2 separate regions of the Homo sapiens genome follow, and region 2 is linked to region 1. A link is an interaction called in ENCODE POLR2A ChIA-PET data of the cell type or tissue named here. Cell type or tissue: OCI-LY7. All regions are shown on one strand. Each heading gives the region's core, and the rest is flanking DNA. Links, peaks and the distances in the headings are about the cores only.

Region 1 (15,854 bases), core at 8,595-11,094:
TGGTCCTGGGTTTGGGTGATTTAGTGCTTGACAGTGTCATGGTAGGCCCAGGTCTCTCCATCTTGCCACTCTTCTGTCCTCAGCAGGCTGGCTTTGTCTTCAGGGCTGTCCCCTCATGGTGATACTGTGGCTGCCACAGATCCCACTGTCTAATCCTCACAGAGGCTGCGCAAGAAAAATTACCTGTTCCTCCCTCTTGTCTCTTTTTGAGAGGGTGAAACTTTCATGCTTGTAATCTTAGCACTTTTGGAGGCTGAGATGGGAGAATTGCTTGAGCCCAGGAGTTCAAGGACAGCCTGGGCAACATAGTGAGACCCTGTCTCTACAAAAACATTTTTTGAAAAAGCTGGATGTGGTAGCACACACCCTGTAGTCTCAGCTACTCGGGAGGCTGAGGTCAGGAGAATCACCTGAGCCTGGGAGGTAGAGACTGCAGTGAGCCATGATTGTGCCACTGCACTCCATCCTGGGTGACAGAGCAAGACATCGTCTCAAAATATATTAAAAAAAAAAAAAAAAAGGTTGGGGGGAGTGCAAAATGTTTTCAGAAGCCCTTTTTCCTGCAGACTTTCCTACCAGAAATGCTTGACCATACCCATTCCTAAATGGCCACCACTCACTGTGATTCATCCCCCAGGGTAGGGAGGGCCATATCTTCGGGCCTCTTGAGTAAGAAAGTGGCAGCAGGAGGCCAGATGCGATGAGGTCAGGAGTTTGAGACCAGCTTGGCCAATATGCAAAACCCCATCTCTACTAAAAATACAAAAATTAGCCTGGCGTGGTGGCATACGCCTGTAATCCCAGCTACTCAGGAGGCTGAGGCAGGAGAATGGCTTGAAACTGGGAGGCAGAGGTTGCAGTGAGCCAAGATTGCGCTACTGCACTCCAGCCTGGGCGACAAAGCAAGACTCCATCTCAAAAAAAGAAAGTGGCAGCAGACATGGCTGCAGGTTGGCCACCGATGGACTACCCACACTCCCTTCTCTGAAGTTGATAGTCCTTTTGATTCTGAGATGCTCTGTGGCACTGACAAAGGTCGACAGAGTCTAGGGCTACTAGAAATGCTGTGAACTTGTCCTTGGTTTACTCCAGACCAAATGATCTTTTCTCTCTTAACAAGGGTGCGAGGGCACATGATAAACATTTACTGATTATGGGCACCCAGAAGGACCTTGATCTTCTGAGAGCAGGGCAAAGCTTTTGAAGGACTAATCTCTTCCAGCCCTTGTTCCTACCTCTTTTGTCTCTGGAGGATGCCAGAGATGATCATCCAGAATCTCAGCTCTGACCTGGAACAAGTTATTTTCCCTTTGGTGTCTCAAGAGTTTCACGTGAAGCATTAGGAGTGCCTGCCAGGTGGAATAGTGCAGAGGGCTGGATGAGATCATTCAGTCTGAGCGTGGCGAGCGCTTGGGCTTTGCTGTTGCTGGCGTTAGTGTAGTTTTCCATCAGTATCTGTGTCGGGGGCCTGAGCCAGCTCAGTGTAATTGCTTAGGGAACACTTTTATTTTTCATAGAAGCAGGAACAAGTTTCTGTCTCTTCCAGCTAGTCTTGCTGGTTGTGTGCCTCTGCTATCTGAAGAGCCAGCATCCTTAGTAGGGTCACATGTGGTTGAGTTTTATGAATGTGTTTGTTGCTGATAGGACACATTTCTTACCTGACAGGATGAGCACTCACAGCAGCCACATCACAGGGCTGACAGAGATGTGCCCCACTTTAAGAAAACCTGACCATATAAGGAGGAGTGTCTCAATTACAAAATAATGTCTCACTTAGCCAGAAATTCATGGCAGGTTTTCTGGTGCATTTAAAATAAGATTCATGTATAAAAATACCATTTGCACACAGGAGCCCATATTTTCTGAAAAGGGAAATGTATTGGGCATTTGGGGTAAGTAGATCAAAAATAAAAATAAAATCTTCTTACAAATACAAGAACTAGAAACCAAATTCCACTTCTAATTCTAAAAGGTTTATATATAACTCTACTACCTTACCCTCTCTTACCCCAGATTTTCACAGCAGAAGTAAACAGGGAAGATCTGCAGGCCGCTCACGATAGCAGCAAGGAAATGCCTGGCATAGTGTGTGGGTGGGTGGATGGCGGGGGTACCAGAGGCAGGGCTGGGGACCCCACTCTGGCATGTCCTTTATGACATGGATTGCTCATCTCACCCTGCTGTATTGTTGATTTGAGAACATTTGTGAGGCTTGGTCTAAAACATTATTGCTGGATCCCTTCCCATGGTGTGGTCAGTGAATGGCATTTAGAAATTGACCAGCTCATCCTGCCACCACGGACTCCTCTAACCACAGAGACACGTGCTGAGGTCTAACAGATGGGGACCAGGGAAGGCCTGGAGGAGAGGGCCAAATCTGGGATACTGACATGCCTGACTTTTCCCTTCCTTTCAGAAATGTTCCCACTGCCAGGAGGCAGGCGCCACCTTGGGCTGCTACAACAAAGGCTGCTCCTTCCGATACCATTACCCGTGTGCCATTGATGCAGGTAAGAGGAGACCACAGACCCTTGTCCAGAGCATCCAAAGGATTAGGACATACAGTTTGATTCTCTCTGTTGTCGTTGTTTTTTTTCTTTTCTTTTCTTTTTTTTTTTTTTTTTTTTTGTCACTTCATAAAAAAACTTCCCACCCATTAGCAGCACTCATCTCCCTTCCCTTCCCTCCAGTCCCTGGCAACCACTATTCTGTTTTCTTTTTTAAATTTTTATGATTTTTTTTTCCCTTTAAGCTCTGTTGGACTCAATCCTTTCTATCTCTGTGGGCTTTGCTGTACATTTGGGTTACTTCCACTTTTTGACTGTTATGAATAATGCTGCTATAGAACATTCACATGCAAGCATTTGTGTGAACATGTTTTCAGTTCTCTTGGATGTGTACCTGGGAGTAGAATTGCTGGATCATATGGTAACTCTGTTTAACCTTTTAAGGAACTGTCAGACTGTTTTCCAAAATGGCTGCCCCATTTTACGTTCTCAGTGGCAGTGCATGAGTGTTCTCCTTTCCCCAGGTCCTCCCTGACACTTGCTGTCATATGTGTTTCTTTTTTTTTTTTTTTTTAATTGTAGCCAGCCCAGTGGGTATGAAATGTTATTTCATTGTGGTTTTTATTTGTATTTCCCTGATGGCTAATGTCGAGCATTTTTTTCTTGTGCCTATTGGCCATTTGTACATCTTCTTTGGAGAAATAGCTATTCACATCCTTTGCCCATTGTAAAATTGGGTTGTTTATCTTTTTAATGTCAAGTTTTAAGAATTATTTGTAGGCCGGGCGGGTGGATCATGGGGTCAGGAGTTCAAGACCAGCCTGGCTAAAATAGTGAAACCCCGTCTCTACTAAAACTACAAAAATTAGCCAGATGTGACGCGCACCTATAGTCCCAGCTACTCGGGAGTCTGAGGCAGGAGAATCACTTGAACCCGGGAGGCAGAGGTTGCGAGATCACGCCACTGCACTCCAGCCTGGGCAACAGAGTGAGACTCTGTCTCAAAAAAAAAAAAAAAAAAAAAAAGAATTATTTGTAATTCTGGATATGTGGTTTGCAAATGTTTTCTTCCATTCTCTGAGTTGTCTTTTTACTTTCTTTTCTTGATAGCATCACACAGGTAATTCACCATTGGACACCAACTGGGTGTCCTATAGTTTAGCTTGGTTCTGATACTAAGCAGAGTTAGTGCAGCCCCTACAGGTTAAGGGCTCAGTCCCACAAGACCGCTCCCCACTTCATATACCAATCTCAAGCCCTGTGTTATGACCTGTGTTTCTGAGTGATCAACTATAAACTGGGGTTCCCAAGACCGCTTCCTTGGGTTTGATTAATGTTTAACATGGCTCACAGAATTCACGGAAACACTTCACTTGTGTTTACCCATTATAAAGGATGCAGATGAACAGCCACATGAAAGAAACATAGGGCCAGATGTGTGGGCAGGGGCATGGAGCGTCCATGCTCTCTCCAGGGGCACCACCCCTGAGGCACCTTCATCTACTCAGCAGTCCAGAAGCCCTCTGAATCCAGTAGTTCACGGATTTTTTGGAGGCTTCATCATGTAGGCATAATCAATTATTAACTCAATCTTCACCCCCTCTGTCCTTCCTGGAGTGGGGTGGGTAGAGCTAACAGTTCCAAGCTGCTAATCACAGCTTCGTCTCTCTGGTGCCCAGCCCCCATCCAGGAACCACCAAGAGTAGCCTTAGAACAAAAAGTGCTCCTATCCAGGAAATTCCAAGGGTTTAGGAGCTCCATGTCAGGAACCAGGATCAAAAACCAAATATTAGAAGAAAAGATGCTCCTAGCACCCCTAATTGCTCAGGAATTTACACGGGTTTTAGGAGGTCTGTGCCAGGAATCAGGGATGAAGACTAAAATATGTATTTCTTACTCTAAATCACAGTACGTTGTATACATACAATAGAGTGTTGTATTTTCTTTGCTGAGATGATAGGGGGATGTTTTGCAGTGTGTTAACTGTTGAAAGAAGGGAAACATTTTGTTAAAGAAGTGCCATCCAATGAGTGACGCAGAAGACTTGAGTTTTGACTCAGAGCTTCGATAACCTGGGAAAATCACCTTTCTTACTCTAGACTTTTAGTCCCTTCAGTGGGTGTTTTCCCCAGTTACTTTTTTGGCGGCAAGGTGGGTGTTAATTTCAAGTTTATTAAGTTTTTTACTTTTCTTTTTGAGACGAAGTTTCGCTCTTATCGCCCAGGCTAAAGTACAATGGCATGATCTCAGCCCACTGCAACCTCTGCCTCCCAGATTCAAGTGATTCTCCTGCCACAGCCTCCCGAGTAGCTGGGACTACAGGCGCCCACCACCATGCCCGGCTAATTTTTGTATTTTTAGTAGAGACGGGGTTTTGCCATGTTGGCCAGGCTGGTTTCAAACTCCCGACCTCAGGTGATCCACCCACCTCAGCCTCCCAAAGTGCTGGGATTACAGACGTGAGCCACCGCGCCCAGCGTTTTTTACTTTTTTTAATGGACAGTAATTGTAGATATGGGGTGCTCAGTAATGTTTCAATATATATATAAAATGATCAGACCTAGGTAATTAGCAAATCCATCGTCTCAAACAACATGTCTGTGTTGGGAACATTTGGTATCTTCTAGTCATTTGAAACTATACAATATAATGTTGTTAACTGTGGTTATCCTACAGTGATACAGAATACTAGAACTTATTTCTCCCATCTAGATGTAATTTTGTATTCTTTAACAAATCTCTACTTATCTCTTCCTTTCCTTTCCCCTTCCTGGCCTCTAGTATCCTCTGTTCTACTTTTTAATACTTCCGTAAGATCAGCTTTTTAAATTTCCACATGAGCGAGAACATGCAGCTTTTAACTTTCCGTGCCTGGCTTATTTCACTTGACATAATGTCCTCTAGTTACTTGAGCATTAGATGTATCTAAGACCATCACCCAGGCAGCCCCCATAATGCCTGTGGTCACGTTTGAGGAAAAGTGGTGAGAGAAGGCAGCAAGTAGCATGGTGCTTGTCATGTGCATGCCCCCTCTCTGTGCTTCCCCAGGAGAGAAGCAGGGCTGTCCACGGAGGCAGCCACGCTGTCCATAGGAGGCGGGGTTTGATTTGAATTTGATGGGAAGGGGAAGAGGGCGTGGCTGACTGCATGATGGGAACAGGCGTGAGGCATAACATACACAGAGCAGGGCCAACAGACTTGGATCAGGTCTCAGAATTCATCCTGCCCCCCCCTTCCTTCCAGCGCAGCAGTTGCTTGCAGCTCCTGACTTTTGTTTAAGCATATGTCTCCATTCCTTTCACATCCTTCTTGCCCTTACCTCCCCCTTCCCTCTTTTCTCTCCAAGCTTCTGTAGGAGAAACAGTTAAAAAGAACAAGAGAGGTAGAGAAGATAATGCTGATGCCAGTTAGACTATTACAAAAGTGTGTGTATTCACACGTACATGTGGACTGAAAGGCAGCTTGATGGCCAAGGCACTATTTGATCAACGGAAAGATAGGGAATCAGAAACAGAGTGCCAGGTGTGGTGGCTCACACCTGTAATCCCAGCACTTTCGGAGGCTGAGGTGGGAGGATTGCTTGAGCCCAGGAGTTCGAGACCAGCCTGGCCAACATGGTGAAACCCTGTCTCTACAAAAAATACAAAAAATTAGCCAGGCGTGGTGGCCCTTGTCTGTAGTCCCAGCTACCCAGGGAGGCTGAGATGGAAGGACCCAGGAGGGGCTGCATGACCCTCAGTTGGGCCACTGCACTCCAGCCTGGGCAACAGAGTGAGACCCTATCTCAAAACAAAAATGAAGTAGCCTTGAAATGTCAGTTCAGGGAGTTTGGGTTTTAGTCCATCCCTTCTGTTCTCTTTTTTCCTCCAAATGTTTTCATGTTGAGTCTAAGGTGTAATTTACCCTGGGTCATGGTCTGCCATATTCTGTAGTACAGCTGTTAAATCCTTCTCTTTCAAGAGCTAACCAGTTGGGCCAGGCACGGTGGCTCACACCTGTAATCCCATCACTTTGGGAGGCCGAAGTGGGCGGATCACAAGGTCAGGAGATTGAGACCAGCCTGGCCAACATGGTGAAACCCTGTCACTACTAAAATATGAAAAATTAGCCAGGTGTGGTGGCGCGTGCCTGTAGTCCCAGCTACTTGGGAGGCTGAGGTAGGGGAATCGCTTGAACCCGGGAGGTGGAGGTTGCAGTGAGCTGAGATCACGCCACTGCACTCCAGCCTGGCAACAGAGCGAGACTCTGTCTCAAAAGAAAAAGAAAGAGAGCTAACCAGTTAACTAGGTATGGTGGTTCACACCTGTAATCTCAGGTACTCGGGAGGCTGAGGCTAGAGGATCACTTGAGGCCAGGAGTTCAAGTTCAGCCTGGATAACATAGCAAGAACAGGTCTGTTCAAATAAAAATAAGTTTTTAAAAGAGCCAACCAGTTGCCTTTTCTCATTTTCATTACCTCTAGTTACATCGTAATATTGTGTTTTCTTCCCTGTAGTCTAGTGGCCAGGAAAGAGGGGGAGCAGTAATATAAAGTTTTGTTTCTAGTTGAAAAAAATGGCTTTTTTTTTTTGTTTTTTGAGACAGAGTCTCGCTGTGTTGCCCCGACTGGAGTGCAGTGGCGCGATCTCGGCTCACTGCAAGCTCCGCCTCCCGGGTTCACGCCATTCTCCTGCCTCAGCCGCCCCAGCAGCTGGGACTACAGGCGCCCGCCGCCACGCCCGGCTAATTTTTTCTGTTTTTAGTAGAGACGGGGTTTCACCGTGTTAGCCGGGATGGTCTCGATCTCCTGACCTTGTGATCTGCCCACCTTGGCCCCCCAAAGTGCTGGGATTACAGGCGTGAGCCACCGCGCCTGGCCAAGAAAATGGCTTTTAAGTGAAAAAAAAAAAAATTTTTTTTGAGACAGGGTCTCACTGTGTTGCCCAGGCTGGACTCAAACTCTTAGGCTCAAGCGATCCTCCCAACTAGCTGGGAATACAGGCATGTACCATTATGCCCAGCTATATATGAGGATTTTTAAGTATTAAGTTTTTTTATGGTTGATTGTTAGTTTTATATTGGGAATACTGTGAGTTTTGGCTCTCCCAGTTCGCAGCTGGGTAAGAAGTGGTCCCCCACTGAGGCTGTGTTCAGGGACACATTAGGGTGTGCTGACAGGCCGGTGCCACATCCCACCCGAGCACACTTCAGCAAGGGCCCCCCTGGAGGCTGCCCCCGTTCTGCTGATAGCCTGCCTTCTGGTCCAGCTTCTAAGATGTCAAGCAGCAAAGCTCAGCCTAACATACTGCAATGATGGAAACGCTCTAGCTCAGCACTCTCCAATGTGGTAACCACAAACCAGATGTGATCATTGAGTGCTAGTGGGACTGAGGAAATGAATTTTTTTTTTTAATGTAAACTTAAGTGGCCATGTATGGCTAGTGGCTGAACAGCACAGGCTTAGAGCTACCCTCCTCAACCCAAGTTCAGGCAATATGGTTGGGATTTTTTGGAAGGGGCCATAGAGCACTGGAACATCCTCTCCTCTAGTGGAAGCTTGTGCCCAGGTTGTCACCCCAGCCCACCAGCAGAGAAGCGCAGGACCCTCATTATTAGCTGAGGACTTGTGAGTAAATGGTGTCTGTCATTTTCTGTTTTGGGGCCCATCTTGGTAGCCTGCCTAGTTAAGCTGGTAGCATCTCTATTTAACAGAAGTTGGTGGCCGCGTGTCCAGCAAGACAGAGGGGTCTGGGTTGGGAGGAGTGAGGGTAGGGCTGTCGGCCTCTGGCTTTGCTGCCTCTGCTGCTGTGCACTTTGCTCCTTCATGTGGAGACCTGGGACCCAGAGGCAGTTTCACAAGATGACCATGTCTTGGTCATTGCGGTCTTTTTGATGACCCAAGTCACAGTGACCCAGAGGCCTGCACTGCTCTGTGGGGATGGACGCTTGTATTATTCCACACAGTCTTCTTGGAAATTGCTCTCTGTGTATGATGTAACTTTGTATCCAGGAAACAAGTTTATTGATGGACTTTTCTTTCTAATCATAACAAAAATAAGTCCTTGGTTTGAGAATCCCTAACCTCCCTTATGGAGTAAAGAGCAGTTTAACATTTTCATCTCTGCCTTGCTGTCAACCCACCCAGATCTTTAAAGAGCTGTTGATGTCTCAGGGAAGACTTTTATTACTGGGACATCTCCATAGAAACAGAATCTTTGTTTCATGATCTGTGACTCCTGCCACCTTCCCCCCCACCTGATGTTGACCCTGCATTTCTGACATCATGGTCAGCTGTTTTGTGTTGCTTGTTATGTCATAGGCACAGGATTTGGCTCCAGGTGGGGGGGGTTACAGTAATAAGAGCATGAGCTCTGTTTTTTTTTTTTTTTAATTAATGTATTTAATGCAATGAGCCACAACAATTAAGACGAGAAAAAAAGGCTGTGGTAGCTCATTAATAATTCCACTGTGCGTAAAGAACCTTGTGTGGAGGGTTTTTTTTTTTTCTTCTACTCTCATGAAAAAACAGCTGGGAATTCTACTTTCTGCAGCTCTCGTTGCAGTAGCATTTTAAAGCTGCTATCTCTGCTGCAGACTTTGATCTTGCTGGTGCCATCAGAGCCCTGGATGGGTCATTAGGAAATGCCAGTAGTCTGACTCCTCCCCGGGGGACAGCCGTCTGCCTCACAGGAGCCAGTCCCAGTGCCAAGAGCCCCATATTTCCCTCCTTATGGCCCAGGAGCCTGAGCCTACCCTTCGGCAAGGCAGGGTGGGGCTGGCAGGCCCCTGTGTCCCAAGCCCTGCAGTGTGCCAACATAAGGAATAACAGTAGTACTGGGGTAGAGTGTAGGTGAATTGGAGTCTGTGTCTGCTACACAACAGATCCAAAGGACATTAAACCCTTCTTGTTTTTCCTACCTCCCTCCTTGAGCCCACCATCCTCAGCCTGGGAGCATGTGGATGCATGTGGGTATCTGAAGCTTCACAGAGCTTATAATGAGGAGCTTAGTAAATCCATTCTGCCTTTGAGCTTGAAGAGGGAAATGAAAGTGGCCTTCTCTTCTGGGGGTTGATGTTTGTGTCTGCAAGCCATCTTGTTGACTAGGCCACCTTGTAGGTCTTTTTGAGCTTGGATGATGATCTCGCAAGCTGTTTACTTTGACTTCACTATGCAGAAGTGCTGACTGCGCCCTCTGGACAGTGTAGGATGGTGCCTGGGCCTTGAAGAACACAGATTGAGAGACCTTGACTGGCTGGCCATGTAGGTGCAGTTGCCTGTTCAGAGTCCTCAGAAGAGGTTTTACTACACCTACTGCTCTTCACTCTTCCCTCCCAGCAGGGACTGGTAAGAGGAGAAGCTCCCCTGTGCCCTCCAGGTTTCTGAGCTCTCTAGCTGTGGTTCTGGCCCCTGCCAGGAACGTGAATTGTGCTTCCTGACGGCCTGTGGACATGTATGAGAACAGAGGAGGGCATTGTCTGCACAGTGTTCCTGCATGGGAGGCCTTGTCAGAGATGGACACTGCCTCAGGCAGATTGCTGTAGGAGACTTCATTTCCAGATGTATCTGGCATTAGTTTCAAGTTGTCGTTAGCGTGCATTCATAGTGTCTTACTCTTTTCTGCTTCTAACTCAGAGGGAACGCATTTCCTAACATGAGGCGTGTTTTATTAATGGTCCATCACAGCTGGTCACTGTTCTGTGGCCGTGAGGGAACTGAGCCACCTGCGCCTTTCTGATGGCACCCTTTGCTGCTCGTGTGGTCCCTGTCCTCACTGGTATAAACCCCTGTGGCGTAAGCGTGGCCCAGCCCCACGTGTGCTGTACTGTTTCTGTTTGGCCCAAACTAGAGACTAAGCCAGCATAGTGCTTGCTGCCAGAGCCCAGGTAAGAAGAGAGCATATCCCCTGAGCTCCAGTTGTCTGGCTCCTGCTGTTTATAAACTCTCTGGCAGATTGGAGCAGCGGGAGTCTTGGTCACACTATGTACTTGTGGGTTTTAAATTAACACATTTCATTTATTGCCTTGCTAGTTGCTTGCTGGGGGAGGGGCTTGGAGGTTAGTAGTAAGTTGCTGAGCTCTTGGGCCCACGGAGCCAAGAAGGCTGCCGCCCACTCTCTTAGATACTCATGGGCTCCAACGAAAGACAGGCTATGATGTTCCAGGTCTGGCCAAATATAAAAGGGTCTTTTTGATTTGTTTTAGGATACCGGGACCTGAAAAGTTTTCATGTGTATGTTCATTGCTTATTACTATTGCACTTGAAATCTGTGGGTGCACAGGCTGCTAGTCTGGATCTCAGTTTAAATTTAACAAGGATAAGTACCGTGGCTGCCTCCTGCCATGGTGCCTGGGAGCTCTCTGAGAATGTGTTATCAATATTTATTAACATTCTGCCACCGCGTTTTGCACCAGTGACCTGGCTGTCGGTCTCCAGGAGCTGTGGTGTGCAGAGTGAACTCATTAATTAGATTTCCTTGCCCTGATCCATGCACTACCCTTGTGTGAGAGCTCAGCTCACCTGGAGGCAGATGTGTCCTTGCTGCCATCCAGGATGCTGTCATCATGTTACAAGTTGGAATGAATCATTTTTCCTCCAAGGATTAAAAGCATCCTCATGGGATTTTACCTTCCTCTGAAGCATTTAGTGTGGATTATGTGATTTGTGTTGGAGGCTTCTGTGTCTCCGTGGGTCGTGGGGCAAAGGTGACAGTGGGGCTCTTGGGCCTGGCCACCTTTCTGTCTCAGACACCTGGGCATTCTCTGTACAGAGAAGAAAATACGCGTCTAGATTTTAAAGTGTTTTTACAAGGAGGCTTTGGCTTGAGCCTGAGAAATGGGGTTAGCCTAGAATCAAGGATTTTTAAAATAGCATTTATTGGTGATATCGTGGGAATATAGAAAAGATAAAATTTAAATCAGCTGTATCTTCTTACCCAAAGAGAATTATTGTTACATATTCATAGATTTCCTTTCAGTCTTTTTTTTTTTTTTTTTTTTTTTTTTTTTGAGACGGAGTCTCGCTCTGTCACCAGGCTGGAGTGCAGTGGTGTGATCTCGGCTCACTGCAACCTCCGACTCTCTGGTTCAAGTGATTCTCCTGCCTCAGCCTCCCAAGTAGTTTTTTTTTTTTTTAAGACAGTTTTGCTTGCCTAGGCTATAGTGCAGTGATGTGATAGTAGCTTACTGCAGTCTGAACTCCTGGGCTCAAGCAGTCTTCTCACCTCAGCCTCCCAAGTAGCTGGGACTATAGGCAAGTGCCATCACACCCAGCCTTTCAGTATTTTTTTTTTTTTTTTTAATAGTGACAGGATCTCACTGTGTTGCCCAAGCTGGTCTTGACTCTTGGATTCAAGTGATCTTTCTGCCTCGGCCTCCCAAAGTGCTGGGATTACAGGTGTGAGCCATGGTACCCAGCCCCAAGTCTTTTTTTAATGCGTAGAAACATTTTAATAAAATTAGCACATTTATACATTTGTACATCCTGGTTTTTTCAAGCAGTTTTGTTTCATGGGTGTTTTCCATACCATTAACTCTTTTCAAATGTTAATTTTTAAGTGACCGATATCCATCATGTTAAGGTATCATAGCTTACTTGGGTTGTCTCTAATGTTTTCCTATTAGAAGTAAGTGTAGCGACCTGCTACCTTTATGTCTGACCCTGTCAATCCCAGCCAGCATGACCACACCTATGTCCAGCTGTGAAGTCTCCATCTGACTGTCCCCTTCTGTCTTCCAGATTGTTTGCTACATGAGGAGAACTTCTCGGTGAGGTGCCCTAAGCACAAGGTGAGTCAGAGGCCCCAAGAGCTACCAGCAGGGATGGGATCGAGGGTGGCTCCTCCTGAAAGACCTGAAGACCAGGTGTTGGTGGGCCTCACCCACACCTGTCCCCACCTGTGCCTCCGGCTGTTAGTCCCCTCCTGGCCCTGGGAGGGTGGAGGGGCATGATGCTGAAGGGAGACCCGTGGCATGGGGGCCAGCACTCGGAGTATTATGAGGATCCCAGGAGAAATGTGTTTTGGGAGAGGGGGTGTTTGTCTGTTCATTAAGAGAGGTGAGAATATCTAACTCGATCAAGCCACTGATTTCCACTTGAGGTGAATAGAACCCCAATTCACAGGTTGGCGTTTGGTAAGTCTGGTTCTAGGCCTTGAGGCCTGTGCAAAGGCATCTTCCCAGACTAGAAGTCGAGCTGACCACAAGGCTCTGGGGAAGCTCAGTCTCTTCCAGGTTGTGCTTCTGCAGAAGCAGCCTGATGCACAGTGGATGGGCTGTCTCGGGCTCCACTTCCCAGTTTATTTAGGAGGTGGTCTCGTGGTCGCTTCCTTTAGGAAAGGGTGGGAGGTAAGGGGTGAATGGTCTGTTTGTGGATACCACATATGTGTGTGGGGAGGGTGTATATGGAGAAGGAGCCCCAAGAAAGGATCAGAACGGAGACCACTGCCACCTGATGTTTCCTGCAGGGGCTGCACTGTGTCTCTGGCTGAGGTCACACTGACACCTGGTGGTCACTGGTCACTCGCAGTCTTAAATCTAGTAGGGCCGAAAGTACTAGAAGGAGGTTGTCCAGAGAGGTCTGCCCTCAAAATGCTCCTGAAAGATGCTTGCTTATGCTTTTCTTTAAAAATTATTTCTGGGGAAGGGCGGGGAGTGGTCACAGGATCTTATATTCTCTTTATTTTTACTTAATTTGCATGTTATTTTTAGAACTCCCCTTTTTAAGGGTCACATTTTGCCTCAGAAAACCCTGTCTGAATGTCTCCTGTTTGTCGGTCAGGACTGACTCTGCCTTTTCTTTCCTTTTCCATGTGCCACTCCTGTCCTCCCTTTGCCCTCCCTGATTTCTGCACTGTCCTCTCCCACCTGTCTGTCTCCTCTTGGTTTTGCCCGTGTCAGCCTCCCCTTCCGTGCCCTCTCCCCCCCTTGCAGAACAAGACCGCGAAAGGCAGCCTCAGCACAGAGCAGTCGGAGCGGGGGTGAGGGGGGCAGTGTGCTCGTGGGAATGGAAAGGACAGCAAGCACAGGTGAGTCGGGGCCACCGGGCTCCCTGCATCCTGCCCGGCTCCCAGCAGGCGTCGTTGCCTCTGCCCTCCTGCTCGCTCTATGCTCTGCCACCAGCATTTCATCCTGTGGATGACAACGCCAGGTGGATGCAGTGTTCTTCCATTGGTTACTTAGCTCCCCAGATTATCTGTGGAAAGGAGTGGGGGCTTCTAAACTGTCCACTGCCAATGGGGTGCAGGGTGACTGTTCCTGAAGGCAGCCCTTCAGGGCACAGCTGGCCAGGGGTGGCCTTGTGAGTGGACACAACAGGCTTTTAGGTCTCTTTCTTGGGCAGGGCATCTCTTGCCAGTAGCCCCTGCTCTTTCCCCCGTCTCAGAAAGGGTTCCAGTCAAAGGTCTCTTCTTTTTAATTTACTACATTTCTGTAAAGCTTATGGTGTGTTTTCCTTTGAAAACAACAGAACTCTTGGGTTTTGTTATTAGAAATCTTTTTTTTCCAGTATTATGAAGGATTCCTTTTTGCAGAAGTACAAAGGAAAGAAAAATCCTCAAAGATTTAGTAGACTCTAGCATCTGATTTAATTTTACTCTTAAAAATCTCGAGGCTGGGCATGGTGGCTCATACCTGTAATGCCAGCACTTTGGGAGGCTGAGGCAGAAGGATCGCCTAAGCCCAGGAGTTCAAGACCAGCCTGGGCAACAGTGAGACCCTGTGTCTACATTAAAAAAAAAAAAAAAAATTAGCCGTGCGTGGTGGTACATGCCTTTAGTCCCATCTACTCAGGAGGCTGAGCTGGGAGGATCACTTGATCAAACCTGGAGGTTGAGGCTGCAGTGAGCCATGATCGTGCCGCTACATTCCAGCCTGGGCCACAGTGAGACCCTGTCTCAAAAAAAGAAAAAAAATTCTTGTGATTGAGTTGTGCTTGCTGTGAGTTTGTGTGGGATTATTGTGGTCACGGCCCTCTTGGCAGGCATCTGTGAAAACAGGATGATAGGACTTGGGGTCTCTAGAAGCTGCAGGCCTCTGAGCTCCATGCTGCTCCTTCACCCTCCCTGCGTCACTGAGGCATGAAGGGAAATAGGTTGTAAAGAAAAGAAAAACCAAAATGTACCTTGTGGCACTTGCTGCTACAGGATGGGGCAGGAGGACTAGTTGTCTCAGAAATATTCATTGAGGGGTCATTTCTCTCAAATGGGAGGACTTCTGTGTCGACCTCAGGAGTTTGACTCACACAGCTACGCTAGACGTGTCCCTTCCGGCACCACCATGTGCCTGACCACCTTCTGGAACGTGCCCTCCTCCTTGTTACCACTACTAATTTCCGGAGAAGGCCCCTCGGCTGCCACGCCATTTGAGAAGTCAAGTGGGGGCTGCTGAGTGCCTTCTTGATAGAGCGTTGAGTGTGGTGCCTTTCTCTTTCCTCTTCCGGGGAGTAGGGCTGGCAGTGAAGGGATCAGAGCAAAGTGGGGAGGTGGGTGGAAGCCATTCCATGTGTTCCTGGGTCAGAGGAACCAGATGAGCAAATGAAGCCTCTTGGACTTGGAGTACATTGCCACCATCAGCGAGTGGCTGCTGGTTTTCCAGAACCTGCTGGGCAGCACTGCCTGCTCCTTTTCCTGGGATTAGCCCTTAGGACAAGGCAGCCATTGCATTGCGTGGTTTTGAAAGGACTGTTTCTGTTGGCCCTCCTGCATGTCCCTACGCTCCTGAGGGTGTCACTGTGCCTTCCCATTGTCACCCCTGTGCCAGCACAGGCCAAGATGGTTAGAGTCAAGTTCTGTAGGGGACCACGATGCGTATTCCTGGAATGTGTCCTAGAAGACCTGGTTAAGGAAAGAGCTTAAGTGTTTTTTGTTTTTGTCCTGGAATTGCATCTGTGTTTGAGAAAAAGAAAGTTCAGGCCCTGGGCCTGGTGGACAAATCTCCTGGGGATTTTGTTCATCTGTTCCTCTCTAGTCATTCTTGGGCCTTCCTTCCTAGCTGTCAGGGCCCTTGACTCTTTTTTTTTTTTTTTTTGGAGACGGATTCTCACTTTGTCGCCCAGGCTGGAGTACAGGGGCACGATCTCGGCTCACTGCAACCTCCATCTCTGGGGTTCAGGCGATTCTCCCGCCTCAGCCCTCCCGAGTAGCTGGGACTACAGGTGTGCACCACCACGCCCAGCTAATTTTTGTATTTTTTGTAGAGATGGGGTTTCACCATGTTGCCCAGGCTGGCCTTGAACTCCTGACATCAAGTGATCTTCCCGCCTTGACCTCTCAAAGTGCCGGGATTACAGGCGTGAGCCACGGCGCCCGGCCAACTCTTGAACAGAACAATGAGCTTCATCCTTCTGGGTTGAAGCACAGTGATGAAGTGGCC
Region 2 (15,854 bases), core at 11,295-13,794, 490 kb after region 1:
TTCCCCACCATAGTGCCTGGATCACCACCCAATCCTTCTCTTATCTCCCTGAGCTTCTTCTTGGTAGCTATCTGGGTTTCCTTAGCATCTTCATCTCTTCTCAGGCCCTTATTTCCCCACCCCACTTGAATTTCATGACTTAATTGTTTCTGGTTCTCTCCCCCAGATGCTTGGGTCTTCTTAGCTTTCTTACTTCCACCTTGATCATGCTTCTCCCACCTTGGTGTCTGGATCTCTGTAACATTCCCATTTCCAACACATTCCTGTTTTCCCCAATCCAAGGCCTGGGTCTCTACACTATTCTCTTTTTTTACTTCTCCCACGTTCTCCCTCCCACATGATTGGGTTTGTGCAGCATCCTGACCTCCAACCTGATCCTTGTTTCTCCCCTCTTCCATCTGAATTTCCACATCCGCATCACCTTTCATCTGATCTTGTTTCTCCCACTGTGGTGTCTGGGTCTCCTCACCATTCTCATCTCCAGTCTGGCCTTGCTTCCCCAATCCTTGAGCCTGGATCTCTTCCCCATCCTCCTCTCCAGCCTCTTTCTTGTCCTTCTTCTCAAATGTCTGGGTCTCCACAGCATCCTCACTTCCATTCTTATCCTGGTTCTCCCACTCAGGTGTTTGGGTCTCTGCATCAATTTTACATCTTAACTGTTCTTGGTTCTCTCCCATATGTGCCTGGGTTTCAGGGAGATTCTCACCTCCAGCCTCCCTCTGGTTTCTATTCCCTAGTTCCTGAATGTTGGTTCTACTCTCAACTCCCATCCGGTCCTGGGTGTCCCACCCTGGTGTCAAGATCTCGCCATCAGTTTCACTTATTACTAGTCTCTGGTTTGCACACTCCAACACGTTAGTCTCTGCATCACCCTCCATTCCAAAGTCTACTGGGAACTACTCCCCAGATGCCTGGATTTCTGAAGCATCCTCCCGTCTGCTCCCTGTCTGGTTCACCCACCTTGGAGCCTGGGTCTCTCTACTATCCTCTCTGCCTGCTTTCTGGTTTTTACCCCCTGGTTCCCAGGCCTCTGGTCGACAGTGCCAAGACTTCCAAGTGCACATTCTCAGTGTTTGGTGGGAAGGATCAGGCAGGAGCTCTCTGGGGGCAGAACTGCAGCCTCTCAGCTGAAAGTAAGTTTGGAAGAGAGGTGGTTAAGGTCATGGAGGTGGGGCGAGACCTCACACTGATGACAGGCTCCAGTGACACCAACCTTTCCTGTGAGTGAAGCAGCAGCTGCTCCATCTCTTGACACATGTCCAAGGCAGGGCGAGTCTGACCATCATGGAGACACCAAGGCACCTGCCATGCTTTCCAGGAACTGTTCTGAGGCAGTAAACAGGTGTTTGAAATGGAGGTGGTACAAAAGATGGGCTCAGAGTGGGTGTGGACACCCGAAGGTGGGCCTGGACATGGGTGCTGTGGAGAGAGCAGGTTCTGGGCCCATGATTCCTGGAGGCTCCTCCGGTATCCCCATCTCTGCCTTTGTGCGCATTGTTGAGAATCTAGGCCCCTGGACTTTCCAGGACTGAAGAATTCAGGAGTCAGCTTGAAGACAGTTTCGCACCTCATGGAGGGCACTGCCCGCTTCTGCAGTGGCACCTGTAGATGAGAACAGAGAAGCAAAATCCTTGCACACATAATAACTTGCATAATCCGCACAGACAGAATAGTCAGGAAAGGCTTCTTGGAGGAAGTGACATTTGACTGGAGCCTGAATGAAGTAAGGGGCAAACCAAGTGACATCTGAGGAAAGAGCGTTGTAGGCAGAAGAGACATTAAGTACAAAGGCTTGAGGATGGAACAAAATTACATGTACAGGAACAGCAAAGAAGACTGTGTGGCCAGAATGGAACCAGTAATGAGGAGAGCACTGGGAGATAAGATCGGAGACAAACATGGGACAGATTATGCTGGTCCTTAGAGTCGTGATTAGGAGCGAGAATTTTATTCTGAGTTTGCCAGATAATGTAAGTATAGGAGCCATTGCAGGGTTTTGAGCAGCTAAGTGCTATGTTCTGTTTCTAAAAGTTTGTTCTGATGGCAGGGCATGGTGGCTCATGTCTGTAATCCCAGCACTTTGGGAGGCCAAGATGGGTGGATCACTTGAGGTCAGGAGTTCCAGACCAGCCTGGCCAACATGGCAAAACCCCTTCTCTACTAAAAATACAAAAATTAGCCAGCCATCATGGCGCATGCCTGTAATCCCAGCTACTCAGGAGGCTGAGGCACAAGAATTGCTTGAACCCAGGAGGCGGAGGTTGCAGTGAGCCAAGATCACGCCACTGCAGTCCAGCCTGGGTGACAGAGCGTGACTCCATCTGAAAAAAAAAAAAAAAGAAGAGGCTGGGTGCACTGGCTCACGCCTGTAATCCCAGCACTTTGGGAGGTCGAGGTGGGCGGATCACAAGGTCAGGAGATTGAGACCATCCTGGCTAACACGATGAAACCCCGTCTCTACTAAAAATACAAAAAAAAAAAAAAAATTGGCCAGGCATGGTGGCGGGCACCTGTAGTCCCAGCTACTCAGGAGGCTTAGGCAGGAGAATGGCATGAACCCGGGAGGTGGAGCTTTCAGTGGGCCGAGATCGCGCCACTGCACTCCAGTCTGGGTGACAGAGCAAGACTCCGTCTCAAAGAAAGAAAGAAAGAAAGAAAGAAATCCAGAGTCGACCAGGCGTGGTGGCTCACACCTGTAATCCCAACGCTTTGGGAGGCCAAGGTGGGTGGATCACTTGAGGTCAGGAGTTCGAGACCAGCCAGACCAACATGGTGAAACCCTGTGTCTACTAAAAATACAAAAATTAGCTGTGCGTGGTGGCACATGCCTGTAATCCCAGCTACTAGGGAGGCAGAGTCAAGAGAATCACTTGAACCTGGGAGGCAGAGGTTGCTGTGAGCCGAGATCGCACCACTGGACTTTAGCCTGGGCCACACAGCAAGACTCCATCTCAAAAAAAAAAAAAAAAGAAAAGAAAAAAAAGAAAAACAAGAAAGAAATCTGCAGAGTTGGCTAGGAGTGGTGGCTCATTCCTGTAATCCCAGCACTTTGGGAGGCCAAGGCAGGCGGATCACATAAGGACGGGAGTTCGAGACCAGCATGACTAACACGGAGAAACCTCGCCTCTACTAAAAATACAAAATTAACGGGTGTGGTAGTGCATGCCCATAATCCCAGCTACTCAGGAGGCTGAGGCAGGAGAATTGCTTGAACTTGGGAGGCAGAGGTTGAGGTAAGCCGAGATCACACCATTGCACTCCAGCCTGGGCAACAAGAGCAAAACTGCATCTCAAAAAAAAAAAAAGGAAAAGAAAAGGAAATCCGCAGAGTTGTGACTAAAACTTCTGGGCTGCTGGTAATCATTTGTTTCTTAATCTGCATGCTACAAACTGATGTATTCAATTATGAAAATTTACTGATCTACACACTTGTAATTGTGTGTGTGTATTATCCTTGGACCAATTTTTTTTTTTAAAAGAGAGAAAAAAGAGGCCAGGCACAGTGGCTCACACCTGTAATCCCAGCACTTTGGGAGGCCGAGGCAGGCAGATCACAAGGTCAGGAGCTCGAGACCAGCCTGGCCAACAAAGTGAAACCCCATCTCTACTAAAAGTACAAAAAAAAAAAAAAATTTGCCAGGCGTGGTGGCGGGCGCCTGTAATCCTAGCTACTCGGGAGGCTGAGGCAGGAGAATCGCTTGAACCAGGGAGGCGGAGGTTGCAGCAAACCAAGATCACACCACTGCACACCAGCCCAGGCAACAGTGTGAGACTCTGTCTCAGAAAAAAAAAGAGAGAGAGAGAGAGAGAGAGAGAGAGAAAGAAGAAGGCCATTCTGGTGACTGTATGGAGGATAGGCTGTGGTTGGATAAGAGAAGCAGCAAGAACCAGGCAGAAGGCTGTTGCTATGGTCCAGTTGAGACATGATGGTGTCTCTGCCCAGGAGGGTGTGGTGTGGTTAGAAGTGATCAGATTTGAGATACAATTTGCAAGTATAGCCCCTGGGACCTGCAGATGGATTGAATGTGTGGAGTGAGGGAAAGAGAGGAGCTCAGGGTGACTCCTGGGTTTGGGGCTTGGCCGATGCTCTCCCTGAGCAGCCTGAGTTTCCCTCTGATTCATTTCTGGTACACCAGGCATAAAACAAGGTCCTTGTAACAAGTGACAGAGACAATCATGGTGCTGAGGGAAGAAGGGTGAAGGTGTATGGGGCCCACTCACCTTGATGACATTCCTTGTGCTGAAGCGGGTCCTGGTGACCTGGTGCCAACAGTGCCGGACCTGCCAGACCAGAAAGAGGCAGAGGACAAGCAGGTTGCCACAGCACTGAGGGTCCCTGCAGCTGTGATTCTGGGAGAGCAGGCCCTGCACTGGCTCCCACTCAGGGCCATGGAATGGCCCCACCACAGCACAGGCACCCAGCAGTGACAACAACATGGCAAAGCTTAGATCAGGCAGATGGTGTTGGGAGCTAGAGGGCAGGCCTGGCACATCTGATGCAGCCAGCTGCAGTAGGATAGCCGCCACCTCATAGCACCCCTGTCACTGAGGCCACCTCACAAAGGGGGCTGATGCCCCAGCCTCAACTCTGACCCTGGTGCCAGGCCTGGTTAGCATGCTCTTGGTGCAGGTAAGGACAGTATTGGGGAATTGTTCAAAAGTAATTAGGAGGAAGAACTTGTTTTAAACAAACCCATCCTCTGGAATGAAAAGATTAAGTTCCCTGAATGTGTGATGGGGTGATATAACCTGCGGTCTGCTTGATTTCTTTCTTCCTATGAAATACTTGGATCTGCCTGTCCTTCTATTATCAAACATTTAATGAACACTGTATTGAATACATGTATTCTTGTTTAACCACTCAACATGCCTTTCTCGTTGCTTGCAGTATCCTGATTTCCTGTGGGGGAATTACTTTTCCCATCTTAGGATCAGTGTTGGTGGGAAAATAAATGTTACCCTGAAGACTCTTTTACCCAAAAGTTCTATTCAAAATATTAAATATCTGAGCAGGCAGGGACGTCAGCCAATTATAATGAGCCAGGCCTTAACTGTTTAGTGGCTGGAATTTTTTTTTTTTTTTTTGAGACCGAGTTTCCACTCTTGTTGCCCAGGCTGGAGTGCAATGGCGCGATCTCGGCTCACTGCAACTTCCACCTCCCAAGTTCAAGCGATTCTCCTGCCTCAACCTCCCGAGTAGCTGGGATTACAGGCATGCGCCACCACGCCCGGCTAATTTTGTATTTTTAGTAGAGACGGGGGTTTCTCCATATTGGTCAGGCTGGTATCGAACTCCCAACCTCAGGTGATCCGCCCGCCTCAGCTTCCCAAAGTGCTGGGATTACAGGCGTGAGCCACCGCACCCGGCCCTCTTTTTTTTCTTCTTTTTTTTGAGACGGAGTCTCACTCTGTTGCCCAGGCTGGAGTGCAGTGTGCAGTGGTGCGATCTCGGCTCACTGCAAGCTCCGCCTCCGGGGTTCACGGCATTCTCCTGCCTCGGCCTCCCGAGTAGCTGGGACTACAGGCGCCCGCCACCATGCCCGGCTAATTTTTTGTATTTTTAGTAGAGACGGTTCACTGTGTTAGCCAGGATGGTCTCGATCTCCTGACCTAGTGATCCGCCTGCCTCAGCCTCCCAAAGTGCTGCGATTACAGGCGGGAGCCACCGCACCCGGCCGGCCTTTTTTTTTTTTTTTTTGAGAGTCTCGCTCTGTCGCCTCAGCTGGAGTGCTAGAGTGCAGTGGCATGATCTCAACTTACTGTAGCCTCCACCTCCGGGGTTCAAGCGATTCTCCTGCTTCAGCCTCCTAAGTAGCTGGGGTTACAGGCGCCCGCCACCACGCCTGGCTAATTTTTGTATTTTTTAGTAGGGACGAGGTTTCGCCATGTTGGCCAGGCTGGTCTCGAACTCCTGTCCTCAGGTGATGCGCCCGCCTCGGCCTCCCAAAGTGCCGGGATTACAGCCATAAGCCGCTGCGGCCGGCCGGTGGGTTACTTTTTGAATGTTTAATTCATTGTTTCTGCCAATAATTTGTACTAGGCAGCTCATAAGAACGCCAAAGTACGTTCCTTCTTCGACACAGGGCCAGTTTCCGCGCCAGTGCCCCCGTAGAGGGCGGGGCCCACTCGCTCGCGTAGCGTCACCTTCGCTTCCTGCCGCGCGGGGCCATTTCCGCTGCTGCTTCTGTGAGTTTTTCCGGTGCACGCGAGTGCTTCTGAAACGTCAGCTGCGCTCCCCTAGGAGTGCTGAGCCCGCGGAACCGCAGCCATGGTGAGTGCGTGCGCCGGCCGAGGGACCGGGAAGCGGGAGACTCAGGGTTGCGTTCACTCCCTAGCCTGTTAGATGGAGGCTTAGAGCCTGCGCCGTCTCATCCGCCGGCGTTGGGTCTTAACCGCCGGGCCCTTAGTTAGAACCCCAGCAGCGGCGGGGTCCCAGCAGCCTGGCCCGAGGTTAGAACTCAGGAAACCTTAGGATCCCCGCAGCTGTGTTGCTTTGCCGCACGGTCTGTTTGCTTGGCAAAAGGCCTGCAGCGAGCGGAGGGGGCATGGCCCAGCCTGGGAGAAAGAGACCAACCCACGTGGGAGAGGGCAAAAAGTTGGGTGAAGAAAACTTGGCTCCAACTTTTTTTTTTCCTTGTTTCTTTTCATACGAAATCTACGATGGCGTGGGACCCTGGGATTCGGATCAACCTCTCCTACCCACCCTACCTCACCCCACCCCCGTTGCTGGGGTTCAGGAGGAGATCTCCCATGGGTCTGCGCTTAGTGCCCGCCGCGAGTCACACGCGCCAGGGACCTAGAGGAGCCTTTGGCATTTGGGGGCTGTGGGGAACATGAAGTGAGCGCGACTCACGGCCTGGAGTGCAGGAAAGGCTTCTCCTGCAAGGCGGTGGCTTCAAAAACCAGAAGTCTGGTAGCACCACGTGCGGCGTCTCTAAACTCTTGGTCGTCTCTGACTTTTAAACATCTAGGGAAAGTTCTAAAACGTGTGTCCTGGCGTAGTAGTTTTGGTTGGCACTTGGTGAGGAGGGAAGAATTTGTAAAGCACTGTAACTTCTATAGTTAATCCTTCCAGTGGAGCTTGGATCCCGGCGGTAGCACTCCCCACAAACCTCCTCCCATGCATTTTGAAGCTTAGTACGTGGCTGAGCCTAGAACTTGAAGCTTCCAAACTCAGTGCTCGCTTTAACGCAGCTCCCTGAAACGTTTTGGAATCGGATGGTCTCAGGTTGAACTTTGCAGTTTTCCTCAACTGTAAAATGGGGATGACAGTGCATGAGGGTGTTGTGAGGATCAAATGAAATAAAGCATGGTAAACATCTAGTCCTGATGCTTGGTACAGAGTAAGCACGCAGTATTTGTTGTTCAATCAAAACCTTGCAAGTTTTGGCTGTCTGGTGTACAGCGAAACCAAACTGATCATGCTAGGTAGGGATTTAGGTTGGCTGGTGGTATGATATCATTCGTTAATTTATTTAACCCCTGAAGAAATTGAAAGGCAAATAAATACACCCTAAGCAAGTTTCAATTAGTGTTTATAAGCTAGTTTGGTTTTAAAATTGAGTTTAACTTTTTTGTTGACTAATAGTGAAACATTTAGGTATTTAATGATTGTTCAGATTCCTGAAGTCTTCCTCTTTTATGAATTTGATGTTTATTGAGATTTGAGAATCCTGATTTCCAGAGAATGGGTTGTTGGAAACAATGGCAATTTTTAAAGTTTTTTTAAATTGACATATCATAGTTGTACATACTTTGGGGGTTCCATGTAATATTTCTAAGTATATCTATTTTAAAACATGCAACAGGGCCAGGCGCGGTGGCTCATGCTTGTAATCCCAGCACTTTGGGAGGCTGAGGCGGGTGGATCATGGGGTCCGGAGTTTGAGACCAGCCTGGCCAACATAGTGAAACCCTGTTTCTACTAAAAATTCAAAAAAATTAGCCAGGCGTGGTGGTGGGCACCTGTAATCCCAGCTACTTGGGAGGCTGAGGCAAGGAGAATCGCTTGAACCTGGGAGGCGGGGGTTGCAGTGAGCCAAGATCACACCACTGCACTCCAGCCCGTGTGACAGTTTGAGACTCCGTCTCAAAAAAATAAATAAATAAAACTTGTGATAAATTATTAACCAAAATTTCCAGCTGGGCACGGTGGCTCACGCCTGTAATCCCAGCACTTTGGGAGGCTGAGGCGGGTGGATCATGAGGTCAGGAGTTCAAGACCAGCCTGACCAACATGGTGAAACCCCATCTCTACTAAAAATACAAAAATTAGCCAGGCGTGGTGGTGCGTGCCTGTAATCCCAGCTACTTAGGAGGCTGAGGCAGGAGAATCACTATAACCGGGGAGGCGGTGTTTGCAGTGAGCCGAGATCATGCCACTGCACTACAGCCTGGGTGACAAAGCAAGACTGTGTCAAAGAAAAAAAAAATCCCTACTGTAGTATCAAATAAAACATTTGTATGGCCGGACGTGGTAGCTCACACCTGTAATCCCAGCACTTTGGGAGGCCGAGGCGGGTGGATCACCTTAGGTCAGGAGTTCAACCTGGCCAACATGGTGAAACCCCCATCTCTACTAAAAATACAAAAATTAGCTGGGCGTGGTGGTGCATGCCTGTAGTCCCAGTTACTCGGGAGGCTGAGGCAGGAGAATTCCTTGAATATGGAAGGCAGAGGTTTCGGTGAGCCGAGATTGCGCCACTGCACTCCAGCCTGGGCGACAGAGGGAGATGCCGTCTCTTAAAAAAAAAAAAAAAAGATAAAAGAATAAACTCCAAATCAGTAGAGGGGAAAATAGTGCAAATGCAATGATAAATCCAGAGAAAGGAAAGAAAGAAAAAGAAACAGAACAAGTGGAACAAATAGAAGGCACAAAAGAAGGAAAATTTGAAACCATTATACCAATACTTAAATATGTAAAGGGACTGAGTGCTCCAGTTAAAAGACGGGATGTGGCCAAGCACTGTGGCTCAAGCCTGCAATCCCAGAAATTGGGAGGCTGAGGCGAGAGAATCTCTTTAGCCCAGGAATTGGAGACCACCCAGGGCAAAATAGTGAGATCCTGTCTCTACAAATTTTTTTTTTTTTTTTTTTGAGACAGAGTCTCGCTCTGTCACCCAGGCTGGGTGTGCAGTGGCACGATCTTGACTCACTGAAACCTCTGTCTCCTTGGTTCAAGCGATTCTCCTGTTTCAGCCTCCCGAGTAGCTGGGATTACAAGCATGTGCCACCATGCCCGGCTATTTTTTGTATTTTTTTAGTAGAGACGGGGTTTTGCCGTGTTGGTCAGGCTGGTCTCCAACTCCTGACCTCAAGTGATCTGCCTGCCTCAGCCTCCCAAAGAGGTGGGATTACAGGCGTGAGCCACCACACCCAGCCTAAACAATTTTTTTTTTAATTAGCCAGGAGTTGGCCGGGTGCAGTGGCTCATGCCTGTAAACCCAGCGCTTTGGGAGGCTGAGGTGGGCGGATCACAAGGTCAGGAGTTCAAGACCAGCCTGGCCAACATGGTGAAACCCCGTCTTTACTAATAATACAAAAATTAGCCGGGCATGGTGGCGCATGCCTGTAATCCCAGCTACTCAGGACGCTGAGGCAGGAGAATTGCTTGAACCTCGGAGGCAGAAGTTGCGGTGAGCCGAGATTGTGCCACTGCACTCCAGCCTGGGCAACAAGAGCAAAACTCCGTCTCAAAAAATAAAAAATAAAATAAAATAAAATTAGCCAGGAGTGGTGGCCCACACTTGTAGTTCCAGTTACTGAGGAGGCTGAGGCAGGAGGATCGCTTGAGCCCTGGAGGTCGAGGCTGCAGTGAGCTATTGTCATGCCACTGCACTCTGGTCTCAGTGATAGAGTGAGACCCTGTCTCAACAACAAAAAGGGTGTAATTCTTTTTTTTTTTTTTTTTGAGATGGAGTTTCACTCTTTCGCCCAGGCTGGAGTGAAGTGGCATCATCTCAACCTACTGCAATCTCCGCTTCCCGGGTTCAAGCCATTCTCCTGCCTCAACCTCCAAGTAGCTGGGATTACAGGTGCCTGCCACCACACCCAGATAATTTTTGTATTCTTAGTAGAGACGGGGGTTTCACCATGTCATCCAGGCTGGTCTTGAACTCCTGACCTCAAGAGAGCCACCCACCTTGGCCTCCCAAAGTGCTGGGATTATAGGTGTGAGCCACTGTGCCTGGACTGCCCCAGCTAAGTTTTTAAATATTTTTAGAGATGGGGGTCTCACTGTGTGGCCCAGGCTGGTCTCAAACTTCAGGCCTCAATCAGTCCCCAGCCTCAGTTTCCCAAGTTGGTGGGATTATAGGCCTGAGCCACTGCAGCCAGTTCAGAATACACTCTTCAAACATGGAACGTTTTTGAAAATTGGCCATAAAGCAAGCCCTGCAAATTTTAACATTGGTAATATTACATACCATTTTTGCCTAACCCAAAAGGAAATAAGTTAAAAATTAGTAACAAAGTAGTTTGAAATGAAAAATATAAACTATCAGAGAGATTTAAAAATTGTAGTAGGAATTCAAAAATAGAACAGAACAATAATGAAAATACCACATACCAGAGCATAAGTGACAAGGGCAGAGGGGGGAAGAAACAAATGAAAGGATATAATGAAAGTATTACTTGGAGCCTAAGATGCTAATGCTAGGGAGAAACGGGATAAAAAGGTAGAAAAAAACACTAGCACAAAATAACCCCAAAGAAAGTAGAAGGAAAGAAAAAAAACAAAAGGAGAAATTGCTGAAATAGAAAGTAGAGCATACTGCTGGGTCTTTTCCTTTCCGAAGCCCCTCTTTCTCACCAGAGAGAGCTGTTCTTTCTCTTTCTTTTGCCTATTAAACCTCTGCTCCCGGCCAGGCGCAGTGGCTCACACCTGTAATCCCAGCACTTTGGGAGGTCGAGGCAGGTAGATCACCTGAGGTCAGGAGTTCGAGACCAGCCTGGCCAACATGGCAAAACCCAGTCTCTACTAAAAAATACAAAAATTAGCCCGGTGTGGTGACGCGCACCTGTAATCCCAGCTACTGGTGGGGGCTGAGGTAGGAGAATTGCTTGAACCCAGGAGGCAGAGGTTGCAGTAAGCCAAGATCGCACTACTACACTCCAGCCTGGGCAACAGAGCAAAACTCCATCTCAAAAAAAACAACAAAAAAAAACCCTGCTCCTAAACTCCTGTGTGTCCATGTCCTAAATTTTCTTGGCATGAGACAACAAACCCTGGATATTTACCCCAGGCAACGAAGCTAGTTCAGTTTGACACTGTTGTCAAAGTTTTGGGGAATTAGTCACTGTCATGCATTGCTGGTGGGTGTGCAAGTTGTTAAACCCTATATAGGGTCAATTTAGAATAGATATAAAAGTTACAAATGCATATTATATCTTTTGACTCGTTAATCCCACTTCTAGGAGTTTATCTTACAGATATACTGAATGAAACATAATATAGATTAGGTATAGATGAGATTAGACATTATAGCATTTACATAATAGTGAAAGATTAAAAAATATATAAATGGGCTGGGCACAGTGGCTCACACCTGTAATCCCAGTACTTTGGGATGCCCAGGCAGGAAGATTGCTTGAGGCCAGGAGTTCACGACCAGCCTGGACAACATAATAAGACAGTGCCTCTAAAATTAAAAAATTAGCCAGACGTGGTGGTGCATGCATGTAGTCCCAGCTACTTGGGAGTCTGAGGCAGGAGGACCACTTGAGCCCAGGAAAGTCCCCCTCAGAAAGATTAATCGAAAAAATAAGGCCAGGCACGGTGGCTCACGCCTGTAATCCCAACACTTTGGGAGGCTAAGGCAAGCGGATCACTTGAGGTCAGCAATTGGGAGACCAGACTGGCCAACATGGTGAAAGACCTTCTCTACTAAAAATACAGAAAAATTAGCCGGGCGTGGTTGTGCATGCCTGTAGTACCAGCTGCTCTGGAGGCTGAGGCTGGAGAATCGCTTGAACCCCGGAGGAGGTTGCAGTGAGCCAAGATGCCACCACTACACTCCAGCCTGGGTGACAGAGCGAGACCCTGTCTCAAAAAAGAAAATGTTTAAGTAGGTAACATGTGAAGGAGACATACTCTATAGACATTAAAAAGAAAGGATGGCCAGGTGCGGTGGCTCATGCCTGTAATCCCAGCACTTTGGGAGGCTGAGGCAGGCAGATGACCTGAGATCAGGAGTTCGAGACCAGCCTGGCCAAAGTGGTGAAACCCCGTCTCTACTAAAAATACAAAAATCAGCCGGCCGTGATGGCGGTCACCTGTAATCCTAGGTACTCAGGAGGCTGAGGCTGCAGTGAGCCGAGATCGCGCCACTGCACTCCAACCTAGGCGACAGAGGGAGACTCCGTCTCTAAATAAATAAATGTATGAGGAAGAGAAAAATAATATGGAGGTCTTCCCTTGACCTCCCCCAACCCCCTTCCTTTAGAGAACTCCTCCATCCTTCACCTAATTCTTCCTAGTTGTCCTGGGACCAAGACAAATTCGCCTAAGATAAGGAGTTACGTAGAAGACAGGGCGTCCTGGTGTACGGGCTGGCCCTGGACGTCACTTCCGCTGGCGGCAGTGGCGTCACTTCCTGCTCTTGGGGGCGGGGCATCCGTGTCCTTGCGGTGCTGGGCAGCAGACCGTCCAAACCGACACGCGTGGTATCCTCGCGGTGTCCGGCAAGAGACTACCAAGACAGACGCTATGGTGAGTGTTCCTACTGGGCCATTATCTCCGGGTCACCTCCCGAGAGCTGTGGTGCCGCGAGCGTGGTCCCGCTGTGTCAGAAAAGCTGTAAAAAAACGGAAGGAGGAAAAGGCAGGTGCGCGGTGTCGGGCAGGAGACCACCGAGGCAGGCGCTATAGATGAGTGGTCCCACCAGGCCATCTCCGTCTCCAGCGACTGCCGTCCACCCTATGTCCAGCCTCCAAGGCCGAGGTTAGGTGGTAGCCGCAGTGAATCACTCGCGATTCGCACGTTACACACGATGGCGACATGTGGGGCCGCACCTGGGTTATAATATGAATATATCCTTGTATATAAATATGTGTTTGTAAAAACAAAAAAAAAAAGAGAAAAATTAATGAAAATGATTTACTGGAGCAGTGGGAATGAGATGGAAGGAGCGGAATAGGCAGGCCACTCACCCAATATGCTCCCTACATGGGTGTGTATTTATTTATTTATTGAGACGGAGTCTCGCTCTGTCGCCCACGCTGGAGTGCAGTGGCGCCATCTCCGCTCATTGCATCCTCCGCCTCCTGGGTTCAAGCTATTCTGCGTCAGCCTCTCGAGTAGCTAGGACTACAGGCGTGAGACACCGCGCTCGTCCCCTACATGGGTTATTTTGACACAGATCTGAATGACATCATTTTATCCATAAGTATTACAGTATATATCTATAAAGTAAGAATTTTTAACATAACTGCAAATGCCATTAATTAGTTAATAAGGGTTGCAAGTTGGTGATATTTAACTGTACCATTCCCTCTTTATTTATTAGGCGGAAGAGTGATACAAGAGGTACTTCTCATCTTCTACCTGGTTACCGCCTAATACAGCATTTAGGAAAGGCACAGAAGATGATTGTTTCCCTTTCCCAGTTTTCAAAATATTGAGTTGCTATCACTTGCATAGTTTTGACTTTTAAACCATGAAGATATTTTACATATTTGAAAAATAAAATTTAAAGCAAGCTGACTACAAAATAAATCTACTTGTATACCAAATTGCTAACCACAAGGAAAATTTTAATTTGAATAACTTTTGAACAAAGTCCTGCCACTGGATGGCTTTGATAGGATATATCCTAAGAACAAAAATAAATTTTGACTTTGGTGAGTTTGTTGGTAGAGGTGGTATATTGGTGTAGCAATTTTGGAACCATTTTGTGTGTATTGTAGAGGAGGTGAGGAAATACTTTAATGTGTTGGAAACCATGGGTTTGAACAGAAGATACGCATATGGAGTGGGGAATGGAAAGAAAACTTTGTGCTACATTTACTGTAAATTATATCTTATTGATTCAGTAAATTCAGGTGGAATACGGAAGTTCAAATTTAAAGATTACCCATGGACTCCTGACCTCAGGTGATCCACCCGCCTCGGCCGCCCAAAGTGCTGTGATTACAGGCGTGAGCCAGGAGTTTGAGACCAGCCTGGCCAACACGGTGAAACCCTGTCTCCACAAAAAATACAAAATTAGCCTGGCATGGTGGTGCACGCTTATAGTCCCAGCTACTTGGGAGGCTGAGGCACAAGAATCATTTGAACTCGGGAGGCAGAGATTGCAGTAAGCTGAAATCGCACCACTGCACTCCAGCGTGGGCAACAGAGCAAGACTCCATCTAAAAAATAAAAACAGAAATGGATTAGCCATGGACTCAAATGGATGCGGAGCCATGGGAACCCGTTTGTAATCCATTTGCTGTAATATTATCAAACATTCGGCTGAAGAAAGACAAAAGTACATGAGCTTTAGTATACTTTACTGAACTGTGTAATTCCTAATAGTGTATTTCCTTTTTTTCGAAGGTAGGAGTGGAAAGTCCATTGTTAACTACCTGGTGTTTTGTGTGTTTGAGGGTTAGGGAGCAGGGCAGCTGCCCCCTGTGTCTCAATTGTTGATTAGTATTTTGTGACTCAGGTAGGAAAACTTCTGGCTCAATTTGTCTGATATTTTTATGTCCCCCCCATAGACTGAGGCTGATGTGAATCCAAAGGCCTATCCCCTTGCCGATGCCCACCTCACCAAGAAGCTACTGGACCTCGTTCAGCAGTCATGTAACTATAAGCAGCTTCGGAAAGGAGCCAATGAGGGTAAGGCAGCCACAGGATGCTCTGGGGGAATGTTAAAGGCACCTGTTTCCATCTGGGGCCTCTGATCTGATTTCCAGTTTGGGAGGAGGGCTAGCTGCTCTCGACTACAACCAGTGGGAGGACTTTGGCATTAGATGCTAAAGCTGATGGGCTAAGAATTTTTTTTAGACCCACCAATTGTTAACATTTTGCCACATTTACCTTCTTTTTCACTCTATAAGTGAATTTTATTTTTGCTGAGCCATTTGAAAGCAGTTGTGGAGACTGTATAGTGGCTGTATGACCTCACCAGAGCCATCAGAAGGAAAGGGATATTAATGCTTTTTAGCATCCCTTATACGGTGGATACTTAACATTCATGAATTTCATTTGGTTCCCAGAAACATTCCCTACCCCTCTCCCTTTTTTTTTTGGATGCAATTATTCAAAAACATGGAACGTTTCACGAATTTGCATGTCATCCTTGTGCAGGGGTCATGCTAATCTTCTCTGTATTGTTCCAATTTTAGTATATGTACTGCTGAAGCGAGCACTACCTCCCTTTGTAAAAAAGGAAAAAAAAAAAGCTGTTTTTCAGTAGAATAATTATGTATGCATGATGCTTCTGCCCAGAGGTGATATAGGATACTCTCACTTTATTCATTATTATTTTTTTAATTTTATTTTATTTATTTATTTATTTTTTTATTTGGAGAGTTTTGCTCTTGTTGCCCAAGCTGGAGTGCCATGGCAGGATCTCAGCTTACTGCAACCTCCGCTTCCCGGGTTCAAATGATTCTCCTGCCTCAACCTCCCAAGTAGCTGGGATTACAGGCATGCACCACCACGTCCAGCTAATTTTGTATTTTTAGTAAAGATGGGGTTTCACTATGTTGGTCAGTCTGGTCTCGAACTCCTGATCTCAGGTGATCTACCTGCCTTGGCCTCCCAAAGTGCTGCTGGGATTACAGGCGTGAGACACTGTGCCCAGCCTTATTTTTATTTTTATTTTTTTTCAAGTAGAGACGAGGTTTCACCATGTTGGCCAGGCTGG

The links. ChIA-PET counts read pairs that join two places held together with the same protein. Peaks named below come from ENCODE experiments on the same cell type or tissue, not always from the same donor. Only the 100,000 strongest peaks of a DNase experiment are listed, where the experiment ranks them.
Region 2: POLR2A ChIA-PET joins it to region 1 with 13 read pairs; 2 of 35 experiments call an interaction of 5 or more read pairs at or near these places.

The regions. Positions count from the first base shown.
Region 1 is chr22:42,166,265-42,182,118 of GRCh38, reverse strand. TCF20 (transcription factor 20) reads left to right here. Exons shown (of 6, transcript NM_001378418.1): 3 at 2,417-2,510; 4 at 12,223-12,272; 5 at 13,383-13,510. The coding sequence ends at 13,466. Among named protein-coding and RNA genes, the nearest start is that of CYP2D6, 43 kb to the right of the region's middle. In OCI-LY7, for the core only: no CTCF peak of the experiment used is centred there; a DNase peak (open chromatin) is centred at 9,548; H3K27ac peaks cover 824 bases.
Region 2 is chr22:41,679,211-41,695,064 of GRCh38, reverse strand. SNU13 (small nuclear ribonucleoprotein 13) reads left to right here and starts at 6,198. Exons shown (of 3, transcript NM_001003796.2): 1 at 6,198-6,271; 2 at 14,701-14,821. The coding sequence starts at 6,269. It also overlaps the pseudogene RNU6-476P and the pseudogene C22orf46P. RefSeq lists enhancers at 6,099-6,278, 6,829-6,998 and a silencer at 6,518-6,717. In OCI-LY7, for the core only: CTCF peaks have their summits at 13,035 and 13,255; DNase peaks (open chromatin) are centred at 12,574 and 13,244; H3K4me3 peaks cover 2,500 bases; H3K27ac peaks cover 2,196 bases.